Regions from separate parts of the Mus musculus genome. Here region 2 is linked to region 1. A link is a loop called in an ENCODE intact Hi-C map of the cell type or tissue named here. Cell type or tissue: heart. All regions are shown on one strand. Each heading gives the region's core, and the rest is flanking DNA. Links, peaks and the distances in the headings are about the cores only.

The links. A loop is a pair of places that touch in the nucleus more often than their neighbours do. Peaks named below come from ENCODE experiments on the same cell type or tissue, not always from the same donor. Only the 100,000 strongest peaks of a DNase experiment are listed, where the experiment ranks them.
Region 2: a loop joins it to region 1, with 2.0 times the contacts of the local background. A loop is called at or near these places in 3 of 42 quality-filtered maps.

What each region holds. Positions count from the first base shown.
Region 1 is chr12:81,151,593-81,159,386 of GRCm38, forward strand. Smoc1 (SPARC related modular calcium binding 1) reads left to right here. Exons shown (of 13, transcript NM_022316.2): 7 at 1,081-1,161. Among named protein-coding and RNA genes, the nearest start is that of Mir3067, 11 kb to the right of the region's middle. In heart, for the core only: no CTCF peak of the experiment used is centred there; a DNase peak (open chromatin) is centred at 4,279.
Region 2 is chr12:81,102,024-81,109,817 of GRCm38, forward strand. Smoc1 (SPARC related modular calcium binding 1) reads left to right here. Exons shown (of 13, transcript NM_022316.2): 2 at 2,584-2,749; 3 at 3,876-3,988. It also overlaps the pseudogene Gm18031. Among named protein-coding and RNA genes, the nearest start is that of Mir3067, 60 kb to the right of the region's middle. In heart, for the core only: no CTCF peak of the experiment used is centred there; a DNase peak (open chromatin) is centred at 4,198; H3K27ac peaks cover 77 bases.

The sequences.
Region 1 (7,794 bases), core at 1,618-6,617:
GGAGGAAGGAGAGTGGATTGGAGGAGCTGGGGCAAAAAAAAAAAAAAAAAAAAAAAAGTCCGGCCTCTGCTCAAGGTGAATATACTTGAGATTCTATTCTATTCTATATATAAAGTGGGGACTTTACCGAGTGCTCCAGATCCCTGTGAACAGAGAGTAAGGTTTCCAGAACACCTGATAATGAAGGTCCGCGTCCAGAATACATCATATAGCAAGATTTTACCATTTCTCTGCCGAGTGTACCTGGATCATTGGACAGAGGAACAGAGAAATTAAACAAAGCCATGGTCCCGTGGCTAGGGAATGCACTAGGAGCAGCTCAGTGAGAATGGAAAGGGGAGTCTCTATAATCCACAAACACCCTCCTTCATCATTAGAAAGTGTGGGTCCTAGTTTAGGTAGAGGATAGAGATGATGTCATTTGGGGAGACCATCCTGGTGCTGTCACCTGGTTGCTGTATAGTATATTTGGATAACCCCACAGGATTTCCACACCTTGGCCTGCTGAGAGCCTACAGCTACCCTGGGGTGGCCTAGATGAAGGTGCTTTGTGTGTGCCCCACCTGACTGTGACAAGGGGTCACAGTCTGTGCACAACTCAGTCCCTTCTTCCCCACATGGAGCAGAGGCTCTGCAGGCTGAATCAGCTGTGGTTCAGCTGTTTCCTCTAAAATAGTCTCTGTGGTGTGTTTGGCATTCCTTTGTTGATTTATCCCCTTTAAATCGTCTCCCAAGGAAGCAGCTGAGAGAGACTTGGCTTGGCCCATGTTCTTCACCTCCTGGGATAATATTTGTATTCCTTGATGGAGTGGCTTGGTGCCTCTGGATTCTGACCACTCTGGGTTCCAGCACAGGATGCCCTGGTTGTCACTTAAAAGCCGATGGGCAGAAGCACTTCCGTCGCAAGGAAGAGAGAGTGTGTTGGCACTGGGATGGGGTCGATATGCCAAGAGGAAGATAGCTGAAGCTTTAATGCCCAGGCTTCTAAAAAGCTTATTACGAATCTGGGTTGTACTATATGTTGTCTACTTTTTGCCCACATATTCACACACATTCTCTTTCTCTCTTGTTTTTTTCTAGAAATCACAGCCCCCACCTTATGGATTAAGCACTTGGTAATCAAAGACTCCAAGTTGAATAACACCAACGTAAGAAATTCAGGTAAATAACCTTCCTTGGATTGTATATGAATTCAACCCTCTGTCCCTCGGTGTCCATAGCTGCTCTATGACTTTTTATCATGTGAACTTGTTTTCTTCTCTCTGTTTCCTTTTGTCCTCTCCCGTCTGCCTTCCAGCTCACTCCTCCACTTCTTCCTCTTCTGTTTTCTCTCCAATTCCTTTTCAGAGACAGAGTCTCATTATGTAGCCCAAGCCAGTCTCAAACCAGTGCCCTTTCCATCCCAACCTTCCAAGTGTTGGGGTCGTGCCATTCTGTCAAGTTTTACATGAGCCATTTAATTTGTATTATCTTCATTTTCTACAGCTATAACATAAGGGGGTAAGATGAATTAGTTAGCCCCCCCCTTTTTTTCTTTTGCCATAGCTAGAATCAAATTCTATGAGCAGTTGATCTGTTTGGATGACAACATTTGTTAATATGTTTTAATATCTGGCTTGCCTTATCTGAATGCCATGCAGCAGGATTTGAAAGAAGCAGACTGGGCATATAGAAGCTGGACTTCAAGCCCAACAAACTTAGTTCTTCTGTGTTGAGATTTTAAAGCTGCTTGTTGCTGTGCCCCTTCTGAGCTGATCTTTTGGGAATTGTGATGGTACAAAGGTGATCCATTTTGAATAGTCACATTCGTAGGATTTACCTGAAACCGTATTTGACGCCAACAAAGATCAAGCTCAACCAAGTTCACTGGCCCTCAACAAAGACTCAATATTCACCAGCAGGAAAGACCATAGCAAACCAGAACTGTGTTGCTGGCAGGGAGACTCGTACTTTCACTTAAGGTGCCATTATGAGAAATATCATTTTGCATAATTTATGTTGTAGGCTGAGTCTAATGTAGCCCCACGCTTCCCTTATTGGTGGCAAGGGCTATGAACAAAGGATTCCCACCATTGAACGGACAGGCAGAGTTTCGTGTGACCACTGATCAGTGAATGAGTGTGCTATCACTGGCACCACTGTTTTACTTGGGTGCCAGCTCTGCATTAGAGGTGGAGCACGGAGGCTGCAGGCCAGCGAGTGAGACCGAGGTGAATTTGTAACACAATGGTGGGCTTTCTGTAAGGCTTGGGCTGGTCAGTATTTCTCCGTGTGACTGACTTACTACTGGCTATGAGATGGAAGTGTGGGATGGGGACCTAAAGGAGGCTGTGTGAACTCTCCTGGGCTAGAGTGTAACAGAATGGTACAACGGTTAAAGGACAGGCTTTGACATTGGCAAAATCTCAGTGCGTGTCCTGAGTGACTCTAGTCAGATAAAAGTCATTCCTTAACTGTAGAGTGGCATCAGGGTCTGTCCCTCCAAAGGTTCACTAAGCTAATGTCTATGTGTTTCCTGACCGATGCCTGGCTAAAGGAGGAATGGTATGCGTAGTTATGGATTATTATTATTATTGACATTGTTGGTAACTGTAAAATGATGGCGTTTTGGTTCTGGGTGCTATGCATGCTGTGACCCCGTGCATGCTCTGCAGGTGTTCTACCACTGGTCGACATCTGTAGCCCTTGATTTTTGAGATAAGGTCATGACATACAGCCTGGTGTAGCCAGAAACTCAAAGTCCTTTCACCTCAACTTCTCAAGTGCTAAAATTACAGATGCGTGCCACCACACTTTAACCAATGACAGTGTTTATTGTGCCTAAGCTAGAGGAAGCTAGTGGCACCTGTCTTCCTGAGCTGTAATAAAGCGATGCCGTCAAGTACTGATTGCCACCCCTATTGGTTTATGTAGTTTTCTATTGTATGATGATAGGGTCATGTTAAGGAATGGTTTCTAGGCAAGCACAACTACCTTCTTGTTGTGGGGATCCAGCCACCTTTATTCTTCGTAGCTATTGACTTTATAAGGTTCGTATATAGGACAGGATAGTTGCAGGAGCTAACTGTTCTTTAAAAGAAATAGATCAAAGAAAATTATTAGTCTTTGATGTTTTAGTATTTGCTTAGCAGACTAGAATATTCTCTGTCATTATCACCTGGCTGTTCTGACTGATACCTGTCAATCCTATTGATGGAATCAGGTATAAAAGACACGGTTCTACAAGAGGATATAGCAGATAACAAGTGGCCAGACCACTTGACTGTTTTTGCAAATAAGATTTTATTAGGACACAGTGACACTGGTTTATTTCTGTGTTGTTTATGACCATTTGCATTCACAAGACTAAGCTTGGATAGCTGTCACGGAGCTTGTGTGGCTTGTAAAACTTAAAATATTCACTTTATGATCTTTTGCAAAGGAAGTTTTCTGTGCCCTGGTGTACACAACTGAATGTGGCGGGAGTAGGAGGGACATGGATGGGGATCGTCTCACCCAAGTTTTTTGACCCCTTCATAAACCAAGCAGAAGTAGGAGCTGTGGCTCCTGAGATGCTTTGTGATGTTCCAGGTAAGCCTGCACCATCACAGAGACTCCTGGGGCCGCTCACGAGACTTCATCCTCTCACCATTCCCAAGTCTTAGCATCCCGTTCTGGTTCATGCTCTCGAAGCCGGTTGTCAAGGAAGCATCGTGAGGTCTGGATTTTCGGGCAGTGGGGCAGGGAATCTTTTATACACAAACCACATGCTGGTCAAAGCATGGGCTTTGGAATCAGACAGACACGTAGACCTGGTTTCCAAGACTGGTTCTCCATGCCTGGGGCAGCCAGTCAAATTCTCTTGAGTCTTCCTTTCCTTATATGTAAAACGAGAAGCTTCAAACAAAGCAAAGCCCCCTTGGTGGAATGCCTTTTTTGCATTGTGCTAGCCTAGTCTCACATGTTGGCACATTCAGTTAATGATGAGTTAGACATCCTTTGATGAGAATGGGAGTCTGGTCAGTCGGCTTTTGGTGAGGGCTGGAAGGAGCATTAGAGTTAAACACCCGAGATGGCATTCTGTTAGACTTTAATGGAAGACTCTAGGCTCAGGAGGTTGGAGTCAGACTCTGTGGAGTTCGCCTGGATGAGAGCTCATCTTCTCAGTCTTCTCTCAGAAAGAGAAAAAAAAAGCAATTCCAATTTCTTTTACACCCCAAACATCCTTTTTTCACACTCAGACCCTGTGACGCCAGGTTTGTTTTCTGGCCTGGGGACTGTTGATGTTGGAAAGGTTCCACTGGGCGCCTGAAAGTTGTGCAATAACATGACACACGCTCACCCGCAGACGTATCCAGTCTTCTCCCTGACTGGAAGGTCTGGCCCTTTCTGGAAAGCTTTACCATGTGTTCATAAGGCTGCTGTGGCCTTTTGAGTCCTTGGCAAGTTCAGCATATGTAGGTTTGTCTTTCTGGTCCTCTCCTTTATGACCACCTCCCTCATATGTCTCTTTTACAAGCATCCATGCTCCCGGAGAACTTTCTGTATCTGGGAAGATGATGTTCCTGGTCATCGTGAGAGCAGCATGTCCTAGAGGAGCGCGGGCCAGAGCCTCTGCTGCCTTTTCAAGGAAATAGGAACTCCTGCTGAATTTCTTTCTTCCTTTTCTTAAAACCAGAGTTAGGTATCATGACATTTCTTAAAATACCTAGTATTTAAAATGTGTTTAAACCATCTCTATTTATAGAAGAAGGTAAAGAGCTAAGATAACAAGAATTAAGCTCCATATAACCCTTCATTTTAACCCCCTGGTTCTAAGCTGACTATAAGAAGATACTTGTTAAGTTTTTTTTAAAAATCTCATTAGGATTTGAGTCTTTTTGTTTGTATTTGGGAAAATACTGTGCTTGCTCTTCTGAGAAAACGAAGTCTCTTAGGAACTAGGGTCATGGTCGTGGCCACCATGTTCTTTGAGGGCTGTGGTGATGCTCTATGACTCCAGCATGTTTCCCTTCGCCCTGGGAGCTGGGCTAGCACCTAGACCCTCTTTGTTTCTTCACCCATATCTTTTCTTTTCTTTTCTCCTTGACATTTTGCAATGAATCGAGAGTCCCGTTTCTTTTTGCCTGAGAATGTCTGTGTTTGCTCAAGGCTCATACACATGTCCCAGGTATGTAGGTGGACAGAATTCTTGCCCTTACCCATTTGGGTGCACCATTGTTCTTTTAGGCAGGCTTATGGGCCACTGGCCACAGTAGAGATTGCTTTTCCACCCAGGAAGTTTCTTCTGGAATAGCTGCTATGACTGGGGCTTGGGGTCACCAAGGCAATGACACTTTCTGGCTGGATCCCCACCCCCACAAGACTCTACTCTTTGCCCAACTGGAAACCGTGGGCTGATGTAATGACCTGAGGCTGGAAAAATAAACAGCTTGCAAGGAAACCAGTGGTAGCCTTGTAAGCAAATAGCCCACAGCCACCTGGAACCTCACACATGACGTGATTGGGAGGGAGAATGAGTAATCTACCAGCATCAGCCACGAGCGCCGGCCCAGGCTTGTGTGCGTTTAAAATATCTACATGAAAACACACGCTGCAACTGGCCTTTTAGGTGATCTGCCCTTTGAGCTCATGAAGATGCCTCTCGGTCAATAATGGCCAATAGAACTGCGATGAGGATGAAACCATATGGTTCTTCCCAGGGCATTCCCTGGCAATAAAGGCTTTGTCTTTTTTCTTTCTCTCTCTCTTTTTTATCTTTTGCTGAGAGGAAAGGTGACTGTTATTTAGAGGTGAGAGAGAGAGAGAGACAGAGAGAGAGAGAGAGAGAGAGAGAGAGAGAGAGACCTATAGTGCAGTTCTACCTTGCTCTAACATTGGCTTTCTTGGTTACCTTACTCTTGGTTACCTTACTCTGTCACCCCATTGTCTGCTTGTAGTGATGGGATGAGAGGTATGTGGCCATAGGATTCAGACTCTGGGACTTCCTCTGCCTGTGAAAATCTTGTGTCTAGAAGTGAGTTTCATGTGCAGTTTGATGTTCCCTAGCAAAGCCAGGGCCCATATATTCCCTTTGTCTTCAGTTGTTGAGGTGCCATCAAAGAGCCTGCCTAGGTACTGTAACTGATTCACCGCAAGTTTCTGGAAAGTCAGGGATGACCTTGGCTTAGTCTGAGCGCCTCCTTTACGTGTGTAAAAATGACTTTTCAAGTAAGCAGCGTATGAAGCTTATGGCCACACATATAATATTCGTATTCTGAGGGGAGGGGGGGGAGGGGGTAAAGGTATACTTAATTTTGACAAAATAATAATAAAAAATCCCCTCACTTTCATCTTTTCCCTTTGTCTGTATCCTCTCTTCTTCTGTTGCTTGAAGTTGAATTTTCTATATTTTGGAACTTCTGGTACAAAGCCTGCAGGCAGGGTCAATGAAATCACCAAGAAAAGCTGGGAAGAAGCCAGGGTACTCTTTCCTGGTACCTGCCACTAGAGGACTACCTGAAGTATTTCCTGGCCCTTTGGAGGAAAGGGCATCTCTCTTGGCTTTGTGGCATGAGTCAATGGAGATGGGTGGCTGTGAGCCAGGGATGCTTTGGGGTGAGGGAAGTTGAGAGAAAAGATGTTTATGTGCTAAATTGAGGCAATCCATCCCAGAAGAAATCCCCCACCTCTCCCCAAGAGCTCAGCATCTGTCTGTGTGGGAAGTGGGTGTTTACCACTTCAGAACCATGGTGAGCCATGCTTGGCCATTTTAGGTTCTGCAGAGACTCTATTTACACGGGATGGCTGTACTGTTTCCTTATTCCTCTTCACCCATGACGCTTCATCCTAATGGCGCATTTACCGCTGGGGGAGAGCTGCCCTCAGCCAGCACTGGCGACTCGAGATGTTAGTTCTGCCTAAAGATGGAACTTCAGAGGCACAGCAAACTGGCTGTGACGCATGGGCCACATAACAAACAGTACCCCAAAGATGTATGGGGTGCAAGGGAAGTGCTTGCCCTTGACTCTGCCTCTTCCTGGTGCTCAGCTTCCAGTGAGTAGAGCAGCTAAGTCTGGGGAGGTTCCCCTGCTCCTGTCTAACTGTAAGCATGTGGGCTAGTAGAGGGAGCAGCACAGGGTGGGGAGTGGGGAAGCTTCCTGCACCACCACTGACTTTGTAATGAGAAAGCAAGAGTCCAGCTAGCGAGAGGTCATGCAGGGCTCTAAGCCCAACAGAAGTTATGAGGCACTAAGCCTGAGATGGTGGGAGAACAACACAGTGAACACGGAAGGAAGGGCTGCCCATTGGGTAGCAGTGTCCCAAAGGCAGGGTCAGTGATGTGCTTCACTACAGTAGGGCAAACAGTTTCTCAGTGATTTTTTTGAAGTTCTAGAAGTTATTGTATAAAGCAGACAGACTCATCTCTCTCTCTCTCTCTCTCTCTCTCTCTCTCTCTCTCTCTCTCTCTCTCTCTCTCCTGAACTATGTACCCTTTATAGTATGTACCAGGATAGACTGCTCCCATAACCTGGTCCTTGGTCTGCCATTACAGGTCAATTGAGGAGCCCCGTTAAACATGGGAATTAGGATGTTGGATATAGTCCACATGGAGTTGAGGACACTGCCACCTTAGACTAGTTAATTATAATAGCAGCTACCACTGTCCAGTTTACTGTAGCGCCAGGGTAAATGTTGTACTTTCATTTGCGGTGTCAGGTATCTAAACTGATGCCTTATATGTGCTAAGTAAGCACCCTACCATTGAGCTACAGCTTAAGTCCCATCTTATCAGACATAGCTGTGGGGCATGTGTAGGGGCTACTCTGCTGGCAC
Region 2 (7,794 bases), core at 1,580-6,579, 50 kb before region 1:
TGTAGCTGTCTTCCTCTGTGAGCAGCAGAGCGGACAAGGCAACCTCTGCTGTTTTAAAAAAGAAACTTTGTCTCTCCTTTGGTGAGTTCTCTAAAAAAGAAAACCACACTGTTTAAATTTCAAAGATGAGCGAAAACTTACATATGACCGAGGTGGTGTTGGCAAATGTGATCTTCACAATAACAGAAGGAAGATTCACAATAACATAGTAACACATGCCATGTCAGTATCCTCAACTGTTGAGGACGAGAAAAACTCAGAGCCCGAAAACACAGGCAACTTCCTTAGACCCAACAGATCCATGACTTAAACAAACAAACAGACAGACAGACAAATAAACAAACAACAACAAGCCAGCTCAAAGTCAGAAGCTAAAGAGCCTCAGATCAGATAGGCCTACTCCTTAGAACCTTCTGTTCTGAGGAGCTCTGGGCCACCTCTGTGCACCTCTGTGCACTGTTTTGCCGTGAGGAGGACAGAGGAAAGGACACAGCTAGAGCAAATCAGCGCATTGAAGAGAGAGCATCCCAGAAGCCTCCTTGGGTGATGCGAATCTGGGAGGGGAGGTTAGGCCTTTTGCTAGACATCTTGGTTCTGAGTTAATTTCATTCGAGAAGCACTACTCATGGCTACATTGGTTCCACAAATAGTCAAAGAGTCCAGCACTGTGCTAGATGCTCAGATATGTTTACATGTAGAGCAAGTTAAATCCTTCTTGTCTTGAAGCTCCAAGTTGGGTACCCTATTGCCAACCAAGTCACACATATAAATTCATCATCTCAGATGTTAAGAGCTAGAGAGGGGCTTCCTCTTTCCAGTCATTACTGAGCAATGAGTATCTCTTGGACAACTGGTACAAGTGCCGCAAGACCAGGGGTAAGAGAAAACCATACCACAAGAAGCGGAAGTATGAGCAGGGACGGCCAGCTGCCAACACCAAGATTGGCCCTTGCCGTATACACACAGTCCGAGTTAGAGGAGGCAGTAAGAACTACCGTGCCCTGAGATTGGATGTGGGGAATGTTTCCTGGGCCTCTGAGTGTTGTACTCACAAAACAAGGATTATTGATGTTGTCTACAATGCATCCAGTAATGAGCTTGTCCGCACCAAGACCCAGGTGAAGAATGGCATTGTGCCTATTGACAGCGCATCGTACTGATAGTGGTACGGGTCCCACTATGCACTGCCCCTGGGCCACAAGAAGGGGGCCAAGCTGACTCCTGAGGAGGAAGAGATTTTAAACAAAAAAACTATCAAGGACAATTAAAAAGAAATACAACGACGAAAGGAAAGAAGAATCAGCTCTTCTGGAGGAGCAGTTCCAGCAGGGCAAGCTTCTCACCTGTGTTGCCTCAGACCGGGTCAGTGTGGCAGAGCAGACGGCTATGTGCTTGAAGGCAAGGGGCTGGAGTTCTATCTGTGGAAGATCTAAGTCCAGACAGGCAAATAAACTGTCATTCATAGCGTGTGTAATAAAAGTGTTCTGAAAAAAAAATAAAGAAAAATAAAGATAAAGAAAAGAAAGAGAAAAGAAAAGAGAAGAAAAAAAATATCTTGAGAGGAAGCCAGAGTTGTGAGAGATTGGGATGGGCACTGTCCTTACCTGTGAGAGTTGGGGAAGCCTCCTGAAAAAGATGGTGGCAGCCCAAACCCAGAGCAGGCTGAGAGCAGATGGTGGAGAAACACTTCAAATGGCTAGATGGGCAGAGGCAGTGGTAAACAAGCGGCACAGAAATGCCGTCACTGAGGCCCAGGGTCACATACGGCCATCCTGGAACACCCTTGACCTGTCCTAATGGCAGCTGGACACCTTTCAAGGGTTTTAATCAGGGATCCAGGGCTGACACTGGTATGCTGAGGTCGACTTGGAGGGTCGCAGTGCATGAGGGTTTATTGAAGGTGTCTGAGAATTCTGGTCCTAAAGGATTCTGCTTGACTTATTGTTTCCCACGCTGATTATTATCACCACACGTTTGGAACACAGGAAAAAATTTTCTTACTCACTCAGCTTGTATTTTGCTAGAGAGCAATGGGCAGAACAGATAGATTTGGGGTTTAATGCTATTGATTTGGCGATAGGTTTGGGGTTCAATGATATTACCTATTACATAAAACTTCCCCCACAGAACTTAGAGACTGTTTTTTTCTGGAGTTGAGCATTTGTAAGCAGCAGTTGTGGTAGCCATCCGTGTGTGGAGAGAGGGTGCATGGTTTTCAGGTTAAAGCTTTGATTTTCTCCCCATGGATTTAGGCTGTGAGGAGATCCTCACGCCACACAGTGTGACAGTGGTCCCGTCAGGGGTTCCGTCTCACAGGGTGGTTGTGGAGATTGACAGGATCCTACATTTGGAGCATCTTGTGGTCAGTTAACAGGACCTTACTATCTTTGGGATGCATACGGGAGGCCTTCCTTGGTTAAACATCTATCAGGCTCCCTCATCTCTAGGGTTTTATAACTTCAGATCTATTTGAGATTTACTAACTAAGGGGAAGCCAAGACTATAAGTCATGGGTCTCTCCCTATTTTTCTTGCAAAAATAACCTCTGTGTTATTTCACTTTTTTTCTTCCTTCCCAACGTAGTTCCTAATAAGTGACCGTGACCCTCCGTGCAACCCACACTGTCCCAGGACTCAGCCCAAGCCCATCTGCGCCTCTGACGGCAGGTCCTACGAGTCCATGTGTGAGTACCAGAGAGCCAAGTGCCGAGACCCAGCCCTGGCCGTGGTCCATCGAGGTCGATGCAAAGGTGAGTGTGTACGCTCAGGCGGGCAGAGGCTGCTGGGACTACAGCGCCACAAGGTGAAATCATCACTGGGGCTTGAATGCCTTTGCTCTTCTGCTCTTCTGTCTCTCTCCGCCTCCCATCAGGGTGTGAGGGAAGGAAGAATGGTAAGGAACACTTCCCTGATCTTCAGACACTGCCACCAGTGAGGAGCGAGGGGCTGAGGGGCAGTGTCTTGTATGCTTGTGGTGTTTTGTTTTTTTTTTCTCAAAACAGAGACACAGTACATTACTGCTGGCCCCGGGATAGGGATTCCAAACTGTTGGTTCACAGAAGTGTTTTGTTTGACCTGCTTTAAAGCGCGCAAAGTATTTGAGATAACATTTAAAAACTGGGAGATTCAACAATAACAAATCTGGCCTTTTGTTTCTCTCTTCCAAAATTGGCAGGTCTGGCACTGTCAGGTTTGTCAGTGCAAGACAGCGCACACAGTCAGCGCTGAGGAGTTCCAGCCACTACAAGGAGCTTGCTTTCTGCTCTACTTCCAACCTTCCTCCTGACTTCAGAGCACTGCGTGTGCAGCCCCTCAGTCACTGTCTGTGCTGCTTTCCCGAGTCCCGTAGAGTTTTGACCTTGTGGTCTGGAGCGATCATAGGAAGTGCAGGAAGCCAGCGGGCTACCACAGACATTTGATTTTCTCAAGAAAGCGCTAGCATTGCTATGTTGCCCAGGCTGATGACAGGCCTGCCATCAGAGCCTTCCTTAGTCCTGACATTAAAGATATGCACCATCACGCTCTCCTTGCAGTTCCTGGATTTATTAGTTTTAGTAAAGCTTGGAGAAGTTAATGGGAATGGGACTCACTTTCCCCATCCCATGAGTAAAGGGACATTTAGGAGAAAGAAAAGGAGAGCCTGGGCTAATAGGCTTCTCCTCTACTTCCCTAAGCGTTAAGAGGAAGGTAGCTCCAGCAGGTGTCTGTGGACATGGGCACCACACTCTTCCCACTGAACATGCAGGTGGCATGCTGCCTTGCCCCAGCCAGGTACAGGGCTTTTCTCAGCATTCCTGCCATGGGGCAGCCATTTTGGTCCCTGGCTTCTGTGTGGAACCCAAGGGAAATATACAATGTACTCCTCCCCCTGTTTAGATGCTGGCCAGAGCAAGTGTCGCCTGGAGAGGGCTCAGGCCTTGGAACAGGCCAAGAAGCCTCAGGAGGCTGTGTTTGTCCCAGAGTGTGGCGAGGATGGTTCCTTCACACAGGTGAGGTTTCACGTGGGCTTCTGGGGCGCTCGCTGGGCTGAGGCAGAAGGGAGGTGTCCAGAGAGCACCAGGGTCATTTGGCACCTTCATTTTGTGGGAAATGGCTGGGTGAGTGTCTCTTTATCCCCTCTGCACTGCCTTTCCCCTTCTGGGCCCTCTATGCCACTCCCTGCCAACTGGCAGTGGGCCCTGACAAGATGCATGGAGTCTGAGCCAGGAAACTGGCATGGCCGGGTCCTGGTCCTCCCTACTGGCTGTCTCTTCTGTCAAATGTGGGCTGATTATTTTCGCTCGTCCCTGCCAGTTTCCACAGGCAACCTCAGTATTCCCTTCTCTGTTTATTGCTACCCCTCCACAACCCCTCGCCATGTACCTCCTTGAATGAAGAGGCACCCTTTTTGAGCACCGAGCTCACCATAGCTTCTGGACTGTGTGTGTACACGTGCACATGCAGATGGGCACGGCTAAGATTTTAAATACCCTGTCAGTGGCTCACCTCTCCTGCTCAGTGTCCCAGCTATTGCTTTGTGTAGTAGTGGGCTAGGCTACATTGGCACTGGCAGCCTTCCTGAAGCATAGTGGCAGTGGGACAGTAAGGTGCCTCTTCAAGGAAACTTCTATACGGCCCCCTAAGGGCCCAGATGAGAGGTTTTTGTGAGTCAGGACATGTGGCAAATGCATGGAGATGTGGTGAGGAAAATAAGGACAGTTATAGGACATGGTAAGCTTAGCTTGGCTGGGGATTGTCCCTGTGCCTGGCCGCTTTCTCTAGGATCCTTCTATCAAGTACATATAGCATTCAGGGGGGAATCTACACTTTCAGAGATAGAAAAAGCTGCTTCAGGGTTTTAAAAGCTCCTGTAATTCTTTTTTTTTTTTTTTTTTTTGGTTTTTTGAGATAGAGTTTCTCTGTATAGCCCTGGCTGTCTTGGAACTCACGCTGTAGACCAGGATGGCCTCGAACTCAGAAATCCACCTGCCTCTGTCTGCCTCCCAAGTGCTAGGATTTTTTTTTATTACGTATTTTCTTCAATTACATTTCCAATGCTATCCCAAAAGTCCCCCCCCCCACACACACTCCCCTACCCACCCATTCCCATTTTTTGGCCCTGGTGTTCCCCTGTACTGGGGCATATAAAGTTTGCCTGACCAATGGGCCTCTCTTTCCAGTGATGGCCGACTAGGCCATCTTTTGATACATATGCAGCTAGAGTCAAGAGCTCTGGGGTACTGGTTAGTTCATAATGTTGTTCCACCGATAGGGTTGCAGATCTCTTTAGCTCCTTGGATACTTTCTCTAGCTCCTCCATTGGGGGCTCTGTGATCCATCCAATAGTTGACTGTGAGCATCCACTTCTGTGTTTACTAGGCCCCGGCCTAGTCTCACAAGGGACAGCTATATCACCGTCCTTGCAACAAAGGCTTGCTAGTGTATGCAATGGTGTCATTGTGCTAGGATTAAAGGCGTGCGCCACCACTGGCCGGTGCTCCTGTAATTCTGTCTCAGGGGATGTAGGGTGGCTGTCAGTCAGAGGGTTTTCAGATTTCACTTCTGGTTGAGGGAGGGGGTTACTGACCTGAGACCAATACTATCTTAGGCAGTAACATAGAGGGGTGGTTGGGCATAGGTTTGACTTTGATATTTTAAGTGTTTCTCTGTTGACTCAAAGATGTAACCAGGCTGGGGCGGGGAGCACAGGGATAAAGTGACCTTGGCCGTCAGCCCTGGGGGAAGTGCTTGCTTTGACTTCCCATTTAAAGCTTTGCACTGCCAAATAACCCTATTTTTGGAGAATGCATGCACCATCATGACTTGGGGTGAAGAGTTGGTTCAAGGCCAGGGCACTCCGAAGATCCCTATGTTCTGTTGCTGTCTGACCTGGCAGACTCAAAGGGAGCTCGGAACTGTGCACTAGGAAGATGCAGTCTAGAGCTGTGCTTGGTGCGCTGTGCCTGACCGGGGCCAACCTGCCTGGGCTTGAGGCCAACCCACACGGGCAAGTCACTTAGCTTCCCAGCGTGCTTATCTGTAAAAAAAAAGAGAGAGACGATTATCTTTATGATTGTTATGTTGTACACATGTGATAAATTACTATGACGTCATCAGCATTATATATGGCTCTTAGGTTATGCGTGTCATTTTACTATTATTAGTGGTTATTATTTCACTTCCCTTGTAAGACCTCGATGAGGATGAAATGGGCTAACGCATGTGAAACACTTGGGACATACACATGTTGTGTAAGCATCTATCAGCACCATTATTGTGCGTCTCATCTCGACTGTGGGTCTCTATCTTAGATCTTTTCAAGCTTATAGATGGTACCACTTAAGGGTTGGGGGAGAGCACCCAAAGCCTTCGGTTGAAACTTTCCAAGCATGAAGAGTCATGAGCCCTCTGTCCTCATCAATTTTTAGGTTAGCTAATTATCTGAGTAAAACAGAATGCGGTGACCTTTGTCTGTGTGTTTGAGCACCCACACCCTCGGAGGGGAAATCAGACCTTCCTGAGTTTTGTTTTGGGCTGAGACCTGTGGGAGAAAGGTGATGGGGAGGAGGGCAGAGCCGAAGGCAGCTGTTCTCTCTCCTCTGCAGGCTCGTGGAGTCCTGAGCGTGTTGCTTATGAGCGTGGTTGACCTCTGCCCTCCTGACTCTGAAGTGTTAGCTGTCTCATGACAGACAGCCCCTCTGGCCAGCTTTTGTTCTGGCAAGGCCAGGCCCAACCAGGTGGTGTTTGCTTAAGGAAGGGAACTTCCAGATTAGTCCAGGCTGACTTGCTAAATGAGAGTGCCCGGGATTGCAGGCTGTCAGGTATTCCTTGCTTGTGTGACAGGCTAAGCACTGCCATGTGTCCTCAGTGCAGGCTGGCTCAGCCCAGTGAGCAGTCAGACGGCCAGTCAGTAGACCATTCCAGCTCGAGTGGTTACATGGAAGCTCCCCTCCCCCACTACTAAAGATGCTGCAATATCTTGAGGTTGCTGCTCTGAGTGTGATTCCGTCACTCCGAGGAGAGGCCAGAGTGCTGGGAGACAATGCCATCTCCTTCCCCATGGCCCGTTGTCACTCAGCCAGCTCTAAGTCCTGAGACAAGCTACATTGCTCTAATATTGTCTAGAACATTGGCATAGGGGCATGCTGGAGTTCGTAGCATGACTTACTCCTGGGAATTACTACAGATGTTATTCTTCTGAAGAACAAGGAGAGAATGATGGGACTCTGTTGGGACAGCTTTATCTGGTGTGAGACACAGCTGGAGGCCACATGACTGAATTAGCTTTAAGGAGACTCACGTGGCTTCTTTCTTTGTTTCCCCTGTTCTCCTTCCTCACTATACCCAACCTCAACTCACACAGGGGCGGGCGGGCGGGCGGGCAGGCAGCTCATCTTCCCTTACAGCAGGGATGCTGCATTCACCACTGTTTGAACTATCAGTACTTAGGATGGCCCCAGACTATTAAATCCAATTATGAGGCTCAGATCCAGACAGGTATTTTTGTTCATATGTGTTTGTGTGTGCAGGTACAAATGTGTGTATGGCTGTACATGCGTTTGTGTGCATGTGTGTGTATGCAGGTACAAATGTGTGTGTGGATGCATGTGTGTTTGTTTGCATGTGTGTATGTGCAGGTACATATGTGTATGTATGGTTGTACATTTGTTTGTGTGCATATGTGTGTGCAGACTAGAGGAAACCTTGGGTGTTGTCCTTTTGGAAACATTCACCTTGTTTTCTGAGGCAGTCTATCACTGGCTTGGAACTCACCAATTAGGGTAGGTTGGCTGGTCAGGGAGCCCTGGGGTCTGCT